Linked DNA regions of Homo sapiens: all the other regions are linked to region 2. Evidence: chromatin contacts called from ENCODE Hi-C or POLR2A ChIA-PET data. All regions are on one chromosome and are shown on one strand. Each heading gives the region's core, a stretch centred on a gene start or an enhancer-like site at or near the end of the contact. The rest is flanking DNA. Distances are from core to core; before and after follow the strand shown.

What was found. A loop is a pair of places that touch in the nucleus more often than their neighbours do. ChIA-PET counts read pairs that join two places held with the same protein, here RNA polymerase II (POLR2A). Pooled maps may share reads with other maps.
Region 1: a map of CD4-positive, alpha-beta T cell shows a loop between it and region 2 (10-fold over the local background). The contact joins the promoter of USP30 here to the promoter of C12orf76 in region 2. A Hi-C loop is called at or near these places in 1 of 168 maps with a recorded cell type or tissue (CD4-positive, alpha-beta T cell) and 6 of 50 pooled maps. POLR2A ChIA-PET finds 5 or more read pairs at or near these places in 1 of 52 experiments (BJ).
Region 3: a pooled map shows a loop between it and region 2 (3-fold over the local background). The contact joins the enhancer-like site here to the promoter of C12orf76 in region 2. A Hi-C loop is called at or near these places in 1 of 50 pooled maps. POLR2A ChIA-PET finds 5 or more read pairs at or near these places in 2 of 52 experiments (WTC11 and naive thymus-derived CD4-positive, alpha-beta T cell).

What each region holds. Positions count from the first base shown.
Region 1 is chr12:109,050,775-109,054,101 of GRCh38, forward strand. It overlaps USP30 (ubiquitin specific peptidase 30), which reads left to right and starts at 1,802. Exons shown (of 13, transcript NM_032663.5): 1 at 1,802-1,987. The coding sequence starts at 1,905. USP30-AS1 (USP30 antisense RNA 1) reads right to left here and starts at 3,191. Exons shown (of 2, transcript NR_038996.1): 1 at 2,912-3,191; 2 at 1,267-1,964. RefSeq lists enhancers at 1,996-2,495, 2,829-3,198.
Region 2 is chr12:110,046,546-110,049,893 of GRCh38, forward strand. C12orf76 (chromosome 12 open reading frame 76) reads right to left here and starts at 1,977. Exons shown (of 2, transcript NM_001389625.1): 1 at 1,818-1,977. The coding sequence starts at 1,950. RefSeq lists a silencer at 1,686-1,745 and an enhancer at 2,666-2,925.
Region 3 is chr12:110,646,322-110,649,611 of GRCh38, forward strand. It overlaps TCTN1 (tectonic family member 1), which reads left to right. Exons shown (of 15, transcript NM_001082538.3): 13 at 875-1,015; 14 at 1,428-1,572; 15 at 2,722-3,109. The coding sequence ends at 1,571. It overlaps HVCN1 (hydrogen voltage gated channel 1), which reads right to left. Exons shown (of 8, transcript NM_032369.4): 8 at 2,365-3,154. The coding sequence ends at 3,089. Among named protein-coding and RNA genes, the nearest start is that of TCTN1, 34 kb to the left of the region's middle. RefSeq lists an enhancer at 1,683-1,742. Within about 2 kb of position 1,495, at least 4 of the 41 ENCODE cell types and tissues checked have a DNase peak (open chromatin) inside an H3K27ac peak, as active enhancers do.

The DNA.
Region 1 (3,327 bases), core at 552-3,051, 1.0 Mb before region 2:
GAGGCGGATGGATCACGAGGTCAGGAGTTCAAGCAGCCTGACCAACATGGTGAAACCCCGTCTCTACTAAAAATACAAAAAAATTAGCCGGGCGTGGTGGTGTGCACCTGTAATCCCAGCTACTCAGGAGGCTGAGGCAGGATAATCGCTTGAACCTGAGAGGCGAGATCGTGCCATTGCACTGCAGCCTGGGCGGCAGAGCAAGACTCCATCTCAAAAAAAAAAGAATGTAAATTATCTCATCAATAATTTTCACATAGAAATGACATATTTTGTTTTTCTTTTCTTTGTTTTTCGGTAGCCATGGGTTCTTGCTATGTTGCCCAGGTGGCCTTGGACTCTGGGCCTGAAGCCATCCTCTCACCTGGCCTCCCAAAGTGCTGGGATTATAGGCATAAGCCACTGCACCTGCCCCAATATTTTGAACATATTGGGTCAAGGAAAAAATATGGTTAAAATTAATTTTACCTCTTGCTTTTTTTTTTTTTTTTTTTTTTTTTGATGCTGAATCTCTCTCTGTTGCCCAGGCTGGAGTGCAGTGGTGTGATCTCAGCTCACTGCAGCCTCCGCCTCCCAGGTTCTAGCGATTCTCCCGCCTCAGCCTCCCGAGTAGCTGGGATTACAGGCACGCGCCACCACACCTGGCTGATTTTTGTATTTTTTAGTAGAGACGGGGTTTCACCATATTGGCCATGCTGGTCTCGAACTCCTGACCTCAAGCAATCCGTGCCCCCCACCCCCACCCCCCGGCCTCCCAAAGTGCTGGGATTACAAGTATGAGCCATCGCACCTGACCTCTTTTTTTTTTTTTTTGAGATGGAGTCTGGTTCTGTCACCCAGGCTGGAATGCAGTGGCATGATCTTGGCTCAGTGCAACCTCCACCACCACGGTTCAAGCAATTCTCCTGCCTCAGCCTCCTGAGTAGCTGGAATTACAGGAGCCTGCCACCACGCCCGGCTAATTTTTGTATTTTTAGTAGAGATGGGGTTTCACCATGTTGGCCAAGCTGGTCTCGAACTCTTGACCTCAGGTGATCCACCAGCCTCGTTCTCCCAAAGTGCTGGGATTACAGGCGTGAGCCACGGCGTCTGGCCTACCTCCTGCTTTTCACTTTAATGTGGCTACTGGAAAATGTAAAATTACCTATGTGGCTCCTGTATATTTCTGTTGGAGAGTGCCATTCTGGAGACAGACAGACCGAACTGCCAATCTCTGTTTCACCACTTACAAGCTGCGTCAAAAAACTTACTATTTCTTCAAATTTCCTGGGTTCCCTGGGATGTAAAATGTGGGTAATGTTAGAGTTGGTGTGAATATTAAATGTAAATAATGAATGTAACATACTTAGCTCTATACCTGGCACCCAAGTAAACAATAAGTTTGTTGGCTATTAAAGACGTTGATTTCTCTACTGATATCGTCAGAGATGGGCCTCATGCTCATTAAAGTTCCTTCCTCTGCGACCTATTTCCACTCTGGCCACAATAATAACTAATTATAGCAGAGGCCTGACCCGACTTTCGGCTGTTGGCCTCCCTTCCCCACATCGAAAAATTCAAATCATGACCCAGGGTCCATCCTAGAAGTGTGCCATCTGTATTTATGAATGGAGCCTAAGCAAATCTGAAAACCAAGCAGCCCCAGGCAACTGAGCCCAGCGTAGCAACCGACGCCGGGGCCTGTTGCTAAGGGAAAAGAAAGAAAGGACGTGGTCCGTCAGCTATTGCTCTCCGGGGGCAGCTACTTCCGGTCCCCCTGGGAGCTGTCCTGCGGTCTACGTTCCCCCGAGGTGCTGGGACTGCGGCCGCAGGTTCCGCTGTCTCGGGAACCGTCGTATCCCTCGGTCCGGCGGCGGCGGCGGCGGTAGCGGAGGAGACGGTTTCAGGCCTCCGGTGCGGCTGCAATGCTGAGCTCCCGGGCCGAGGCGGCGATGACCGCGGCCGACAGGGCCATCCAGCGCTTCCTGCGGACCGGGGCGGCCGTCAGGTGAGATTTTGGGGGGCGGGGCTGCCGAAGAGGCCGGGACCAGGGTCCCCAGCTTGGGCCCGTGACGGCTTTTTCATGCCCTAGTTGGGGTCTCCAGGGCCCGCGCGGGCATTCTGGAAGGTTCTGCGTCCTTTAGGGTTGGAGGCCTGGGCCCGTAGGTGGGAGGACTGACGGGCTCCAGTCCTTCGGCAACACCAATTCTGTCTGCACTCCCCAGGTCTGTCAGTCCCTCCCCCTCCTGTCATTGTTCCCAGGACACCCGGGGCACTCCAGTCTTGTCAAGGCCCCTAATTCTGTCAGTGCCCTCAGTCCTTTCAGTGCCTCCTAGGCCTGCCAAGACCCCTCAATCCTTCTAGTATACCCCCAGTCCTTCTGGGTCCCCCAATCATATCAGTTTCTGGACTGCCAGGGTTCCCCAACCTTGGCACGGTTCTTCTAGTCCTATAAGTGCCCCGGGCCTGCGAGCCCCGCGTTTTGTTAGTACCGCCCCCTATTCCTGTTAGCCCGCCCTCTAGTCTAATATGGATCGCCACTTCTGTCTGGGTCCCTGATGTTGTTAGTGTGAGTAAAGGCCCTTGTTTTGCAAGGGTCTCTAAATTGGTCAGGGCCCCTTTAACCTGTTAAGGTTGCTTGGTCCTGTTAAAGCCCTCCGTTCTTGTTAGGACTCCTCGATTGCCTGGGTCCCCAATCCTGTCAGGGCCCCCATTTCCCTCTTATTCACCCTCCCAAGGGCTCCAGGCTTCAGAACTGAGTACCCCCTCCCCCACTGCTGACCCCAAATGACTGAGACCTGTTGCTCAGGTCGGCTTCCTCTGGAACTGGAGCAGGTTTAAAGAGCTTATTATCCCAGGGCTGAAAGTCCTCGATACTTATCCTGTCCAGTGCCCCCATTCCGTAGATAGGAAGTGTGGCCCCATAGCTGACCTCATAGCAGAGTTGGGAGGAGAAGCCAGATCTTTTCATCCGCAGGCCCCACCACTCTCCTCGTGATGTCATTTTGCAGAGGAATGGAGTTTCCAAAGTCGCCACTTGTCCCTGGGTATTTTTTCCTTATGCTGCCAAAGTCATGGACAAGTCCTCTCTCCCATCCCCTTGACACTCTTCCCTTCAGTTTCCATCTTGAACTTCGTGGTTTTAAGCACAGACCTGGGGAGACAGACAGGCATGATTCAGAGCCATGTTCCTTCACTCACTGTGACCAAGTTGGGCTCTTAGTTTCTTCTGCTATAAAAATGAAAGTGATAGTAGAACCTGCATCTGTGGGGTTGTTTTAAAAATGAGGTAAGATTGTCACAGGGCCTGGCAGAGAGTATGTACCCTTAAATATTAGTGTTTGATTA
Region 2 (3,348 bases), core at 727-3,226:
CTGTGCATGACTAATAACCAGTTCCCTTCATCTGCAAAGCATTCCAGTTCAGAGACACCTAGAACTGGTCTCTAAGTGCTTGGATGTTGCAACAATGTCAAACTGTTAAGTTTCTAAACACTCTCAATTTCTGTAGTCATCTCTTTGCAGATAACATAGTTTGCAGACTCACACTGGTCTGCAGACTACCCTTTGAGTAGTACTGTTCCACAGCAGTGGGTATCCAATGGGGATTTGGCGTACCGTGGACATTTGGCAATGTCTGGAGAGATTTTGACTATCTTGATTAGGAGTAGGGGGTGCTACTGGTATCTAAAGGCTGGGGATGCCACCAAACTTCTTACAGTGTTTATCATAGCCCCCCCACTGCCCCTCGCCCCCTGAAATCATTTATCCAACATGTCGTAATATCCAGGTTGAGAAACCCTGTTCTGAAGGATCGAGTGGGATAATGTGTGGAAACTATTTAGTAGAGTGCTAGGTACACAGTAAGTCGTCAACACATGGCAAACACTGAGTTCATGTAGAGTCAAGATAATCCAAAATGATACTAATAGCCACTTTGTAGATATACAGATGTACCAAGGAGATACAGTGGGAAGGGAAGACTTTGGCGAGGGGCAGATTTATTGTGAAGTTTGCCAAGCTTTAAGTTCCAGAACTCCTTCCAAAGCCAAAGCCATGCACACACACATATTTACGCAGCGTGTGTGTGTGTTGAAGATATCCTCCCACAACTTATGTTTCAAGCCCCCAAACAGGTTCTAGTATTGGCCTCATCATTTCCTAGCTATGTAACTTTGGGCAAATAACTTCACTTCTCTGAGTTTCATTTTCCTTATCTGAAAAATAGAGCTGCAACATCAGGTGCGGTGGCTCACACTTGTAATCCCAACACTTTGGGAGGCCGAGGCAGGAGGATTGCTTGAGCCCAAGAGTTCGAGACCCCCACCTCTACAAAAAGTAAACAACAACAACAACAAAATGAGCCAGGTGTGGTGGTGCACGCCTGTAGTCCCAGCTACTCGCCCGGGATGCTGAGGTGGCAGGATCACTTAAACCCAGGAGGCCGAGGCTGCAGTGAGCCAAGATCGTGCCACAGCACTCCAGCCTGGGTGACAGAGGAGACACTATTGTAAAAGAAAAAAAAAGGGCTGCAAACCGTACGTTTCTCATTAAGTTATTGTAAGGCTCAAATGAATTCGCGTATACAAAGTGCGTAGCACAAGACATGGGATGTAGGAAATGCTCAAAAACTGTTATCATTTTTGCAATAAATACTGGCTCCTCTGGGAAAGAAGAGGGGTGGGGTAAATGATGTGCCTTGTTGCCTAGCCTGAGCCCACACTGCCAGAGAGGAGAGGACCCAGAATGAGACCCAGGTCTCCCGATTGCAGTTCATTCATGGGCAAGCAGTACATATTGAGAGCTTACTGGACACCATGCCAGGCTTGAGACCAGCCTGGCCAACATAGTGAAACCCCATCTCTACTAAAAATACAAAAATTAGCCAAGTGTGGTGGTGTGCGCCTGTAATCCCAGCTACTCGGCAGGCTGAGGCAGGAGAATTGCTTGAACCTGGGAGGCGAAGGTTCTGGCACATATTGAGCACTTGCTGAGAGGCAAAGTTCAGGCCTTCTGCCCCAGGCTTTTGGAGAGGGAGTCTCGGGGCCCCCTGAGGGGCCTCACCTGCACCCCCCGCACTCACCCATCTCCCCACTCTATCCCCTGTCCGCTCCGTACATGCCCGGCTCCAGCACCCGGAGCAGTGAAAGCTCAGGCACTACCCGCCGCCCGCCAGCCCGAGGGCCGCTCACCCAGGTTCTGCCCTCGCAGCACCGCGTACGGCCGGCTCCGCTCCAGCGGATCCACGGGGCTCGGGGCCTCTGCCTCCCCCACCAGGAGGCTGCAGAGGCCAAGGTACAGCCACGGTAACGCTGGACGCAGCATCTTCCCCAGCCCTGCAGAAGCAGAGAGGCCACTTCCGTCGCAAGCCCTGCCTCTGTCTCCTCCCAGGTCTCTCTGCGTCGCTGCCACCGCCCTTAGGGCGCGCGTCATTGCCATGGTAACTGTGCGTCCTGGTCTAAGTTCCGCTTCTGCCTAAGATTTGTTCCGGATTAACGTTCCTCAATAACTAATGTTTCCCCCGGACCAACTTTCCGTTCAGATCAACTTTCCGTCTGTGCCAACGTTCGCCGCGATTACCGTTCTGCTGTGGTTAGCGTTCCCTCATCCATTGGGGTCGAGGTCTTGTAGGTCCATTTGGGGCCTATTGAAGATTTTTTACGAATCCATGCATTTTCTTATTAAACCTTCATTACGGGCCTGGAAAATAGATACTGTGTTTCTATAGTACAAATGCCATCTTCTCAGGGAGCCCTTGCCCAGACATCCTTTTCTAAAATTGCAACCCTCCCTTTCCCTTAATGTACATTCTCCCTACCTTCGTTCTCTTCCATTCCCCCCATTCACTTTAGACTCATCACCATTTACCTTATACATTTAACGTACATTTGATGATTTTCTGAGGACCTGCTCCGCCCTAGCATGTAAAGTCCACGAGCACAGCGATTTTGTTCTTGCTCTCTGCTCTGTCCCAGAGACTGGGGGAGAGAGAGACCCTCTCATTTTGTTTTATATTGTTTTATACTCAGTACCTGTTTTAAGAAGAAACAACAAGGAAGTGAAACCAAAGACGGGCAGCCCGGCGCCAGGCCCGAAACCAGGCCTGGGCCTGCCTGGCCTAAACCCAGTTTCATGTGTGTGAAGAGACCACCAAACGTGTGTGAAGAGACCACCAAACAGGCTTTGTGTGAGCAACATGGCTGTTTATTTCACCTGGGTGCAGGCGGGCTGAGTCCGAAAAGAGAGTAAGCAAAGGGTGGTGGATTATCATTAGTTCTTACAGGTTTTGGGATAGGCGGTGAAGTTAAGAGCAATGTTTTGCGGGCAGGGGTGGATCTCACGAAGTACATTCTCAAGGGTAGGGAGAATTACAAAGAACCTTCTTAAGGTTGGGGGAGATTACAAAGTACCTTAAGGGTGGGGGAGATTACAAAGTACATTGATCAGTTAGGGTGGGGCAGAAACAAATCACAATGGTGGAATGTCATCAGTTAAGGCTATTTTTACTTCTTTTGTGGATCTTCAGTTACTTCAGGCCATCTGGATGTATACGTGCAAGTCACAGGGGATGCGATGGCTTGGCTTGGGCTCAGAGGCCTCACACCCAGTAGCTAAAAATCAACTCATAACTTAGAAACCGATGTTATTCATAGATTCCAGACATTGTATAGAAGAACGTTGTGAAACTCCCTGCCCTGTTCTGTTTCTCTCTTACCACTGGTG
Region 3 (3,290 bases), core at 245-2,744, 600 kb after region 2:
CAGTGCTTTTTTCGCAGCCACCAAATTTAGCAGGCCTGTGAGGTTTTCATATCCTGAAGAGATGTATTTTAAAGCTTTTTTTTTTTAATGAAAAAATGTCAGACACACACAAAAGTAGAATAGTACCATGGAGTCCCCACGTACCCAGCCTGCAGCTTCAACAGTTACCACATTTGCCAACCGGAGAGACTGCCAAGGCAGGAAAAAGCCCTGGAAAGCCCACGGCCCCTTTTTCCCTTGGGTCAGAGGCCTTAGAGCTGGCTGCCAAAGCAGCCAACCAAAGGGGCAGCTCAGCTCCTTCGTGGCACCAGCAGTGTTCCTGATGCAGTTGAAGAGTTGATGTCTTTGACAACATACGGACACTGCCTGGATTACCTAGATGTCACATCTTAATTGCCAATTGATGAAATTAGGTAAATGAAAAGAAAGCACTTAAATTTCCCCTTAGAGCATTTTAACATGACATGCAATCAGGTTTTGTCTGCTAATAATTATTTCTCCCCCTCCATCCCTCCCACCAGTTTCTTTCCTGAAGTCTGTGAGGCCGCTATAAACAGGTAGATGAAGTTAGAGCAGTTATGGCCCTAAATGGTCCACAGTTGGGTATTGGCACTACCGCAGTTTCAGGTGATGTCGGCATTTTTAGAAATAGGAGGAGATGGAAAAATTACGCTTCAGCTGTTAAAAATATTTTTGGGGCATTGAGTTACTTTAAAACACGTATATTCTCTAAGCTGTTTTTATCTGAACTTGTAGAGTCTATTCATTTTCTTGTTCAGAACATTTTGTAATATGTGAAACCTTTTATAATTAAAACTCTGAACTGCAGATTAAGTCTGACTTGCAGTTTTGTAAGATTCTAATGGATTAACAGCATTTTGTTTTGCAGGATTCCTGCCAGCTCCCAGGGGCTTTGGTTATAGAAGTGAAGTGGACTAAATACGGATCCCTGCTGAATCCACAGGCCAAAATAGTCAATGTAACTGCAAATCTAATTTCATCCTCCTTTCCTGAGGTAGGCCTAACCTAGTTTAAAGGCATAGGTTAAGACAGAAGTCTAGACACAACTCAAGTGTGGTAGGTGACAGGTATTACTTTGTGAAAAAGATTATAATTTAAACCATGGGGGTTCATAAAATATTTCAGCAGTCATTCTTAGAAACACTGACGATGGTTCTACTTACATTAGCATTCTGGTTCAGATTGGATCTTTAAAATTCTCATGAAAATTATGATATTCACGTGTTAATCAGACACCCTGGTAAAATTGTTTCTCTCATCCAAGTTAATGGCCAATTAGTGCTCCAGGACCTATCAGATTCATGAACTGACAGTAGTTGGGTGAGGAAGAGAATGAAAAGTGTCTCATTGTTGTCATTCTGGGAGCACACTGGAGGGTGGGCCTTGCATCTCTCTGTTTATTACAGGCCAACTCAGGAAATGAAAGGACGATTCTTATTTCCACTGCGGTTACTTTTGTGGATGTGTCTGCACCTGCAGAGGCAGGCTTCAGAGCTCCACCAGCCATCAATGCCAGGCTGCCCTTTAACTTCTTCTTCCCGTTTGTTTGACGTAAGTGAGGAAACTACGCCCCTCCTCTGAGGTCATCCCCTTTGGAAAGTGTGCACGTGGGGCTAGAAGTCCCTAGGGGATACTGCATTTTATACTTTTTGAGGGTCTCGCTTTGTTGCCCAGGCTGGAGTGCAGTGGTGTGATCATGGCTCACTGCAGCCTTGACCTCCTGGGCTCAAGCAATCCACCCACCTCAGCCTCCTAATAGCTGGGACTACAGGTGCACACCACAACACCTGGCTAATTTTAATATAGTTTGTAGAGATGGGGTCTTGCTGTGTTGACCAGGCTGGTCTCAAACTCCTGGGCTCAGGTGCTCCTCCTGCCTCGGCCTCTGAAAGTGCTGGGATTACAGGTGTGAGCCACCATGCCTAGCCTTATTATACTTCTAACCTTTGAGGTTGCCTCCAAACCAGCACACTGCCCTTCTCCACTCCCTTCCTGCCTTTTTTCCTTTTGGAAATGTTATTCTATCTGACTTTTGAATGGGGAATATGCTTAACACATAGGTCATAGATGATAGAACCCAAAAAGTCTTTGGGGAGATGGTAAAGAACATGAACAGGACTTGAAGCAGCAGAGGCAAGGGGGATTTGGCCAGTTCATTCATCCCCTGCTTTGAGTTATTTATTTTAAAAATACTCAGTTCAGGTTTTTTCCTTTTTGGGTCCGGTTGAAATGAGTACAAAAAAATAGCAAAATATTAGATAAAATCATGCGAGAAGAGCACACAGCCCTTACAAGGGGATCTTCCCCCAAATACCTTGTTAATTATAGTGGAGTCTTGGGTCTAATTGCCATTTCTGCACCAGGCACTGTAGCTAGCTTGCTCTCCGACTGGCAGGCTGGTATGGGTGCCACAGAGGAAAGAATACAGTAGGAGGGTCCAGGGAAAAGAGAGAGTTTATTTTATACAGTAGTTGTTTTATTTTATACAGTAGTTGTACAGTAATTGAGGAAAAATGTTGTCAGGTGGCAGAAAACAATGGAGCCACCTAGAAGCTGGCTGATGCAGCTGGGGCACACAGAGGAGGGGCCTGGGTACCCCTTTTGGGGAAACTGAGACGAAGCTATTTAGAACAGCTTGAAAATAAGAGACTTTTCTAGAATGGGGTGGCAGCTAAAGTAGCTTCTTTTTCTTTCTTTCAGAATGCTCAGATGCATCAGTTCCTTAATATACACGTGAAATTTGAAAACTGTACATTCGGTGAGATTAAATTTTATATACAACTAGCAATTGTCCAGCTTTGTTGCTCATTTTCAATTAAGGCTAAAGTGTTCAACATGAGAAAATGTGATACATTTGATACAGTGTGGGGTGGGAGTGGATGGGCAGCTCTTGGTGGTACTGGACCTTCCACAAGGCTGTGTCCACCCAGAATCCATGCTGGCAGGAGGGAGGCAGAGGTATCAAACCAAACCTCTCACCAAGCGGCCCAGGAGGGGCAGCTGTTCCTCTCGTGACAGCACAGGCCCATGAGACAGTGTCTTCTTTTTGAGGGGAGCTGGTCCGGGTCTAGTTCACTTCACCAAGAAGTCCATGCTGTCGCAATAGTTTGTTAAGTCTTTCAATTTCTTGTTCCTATTGCAAAAGCAGACAAACACTGGAATTTACTTTGAGCCTCGCCAGGGATGTGACAATCAATCATTCAGTGAGCCCCAGGCACAGGACCACAGAGATGAATGAAAGCTACGCTGTTTGTGGCATTCAGTCTGCT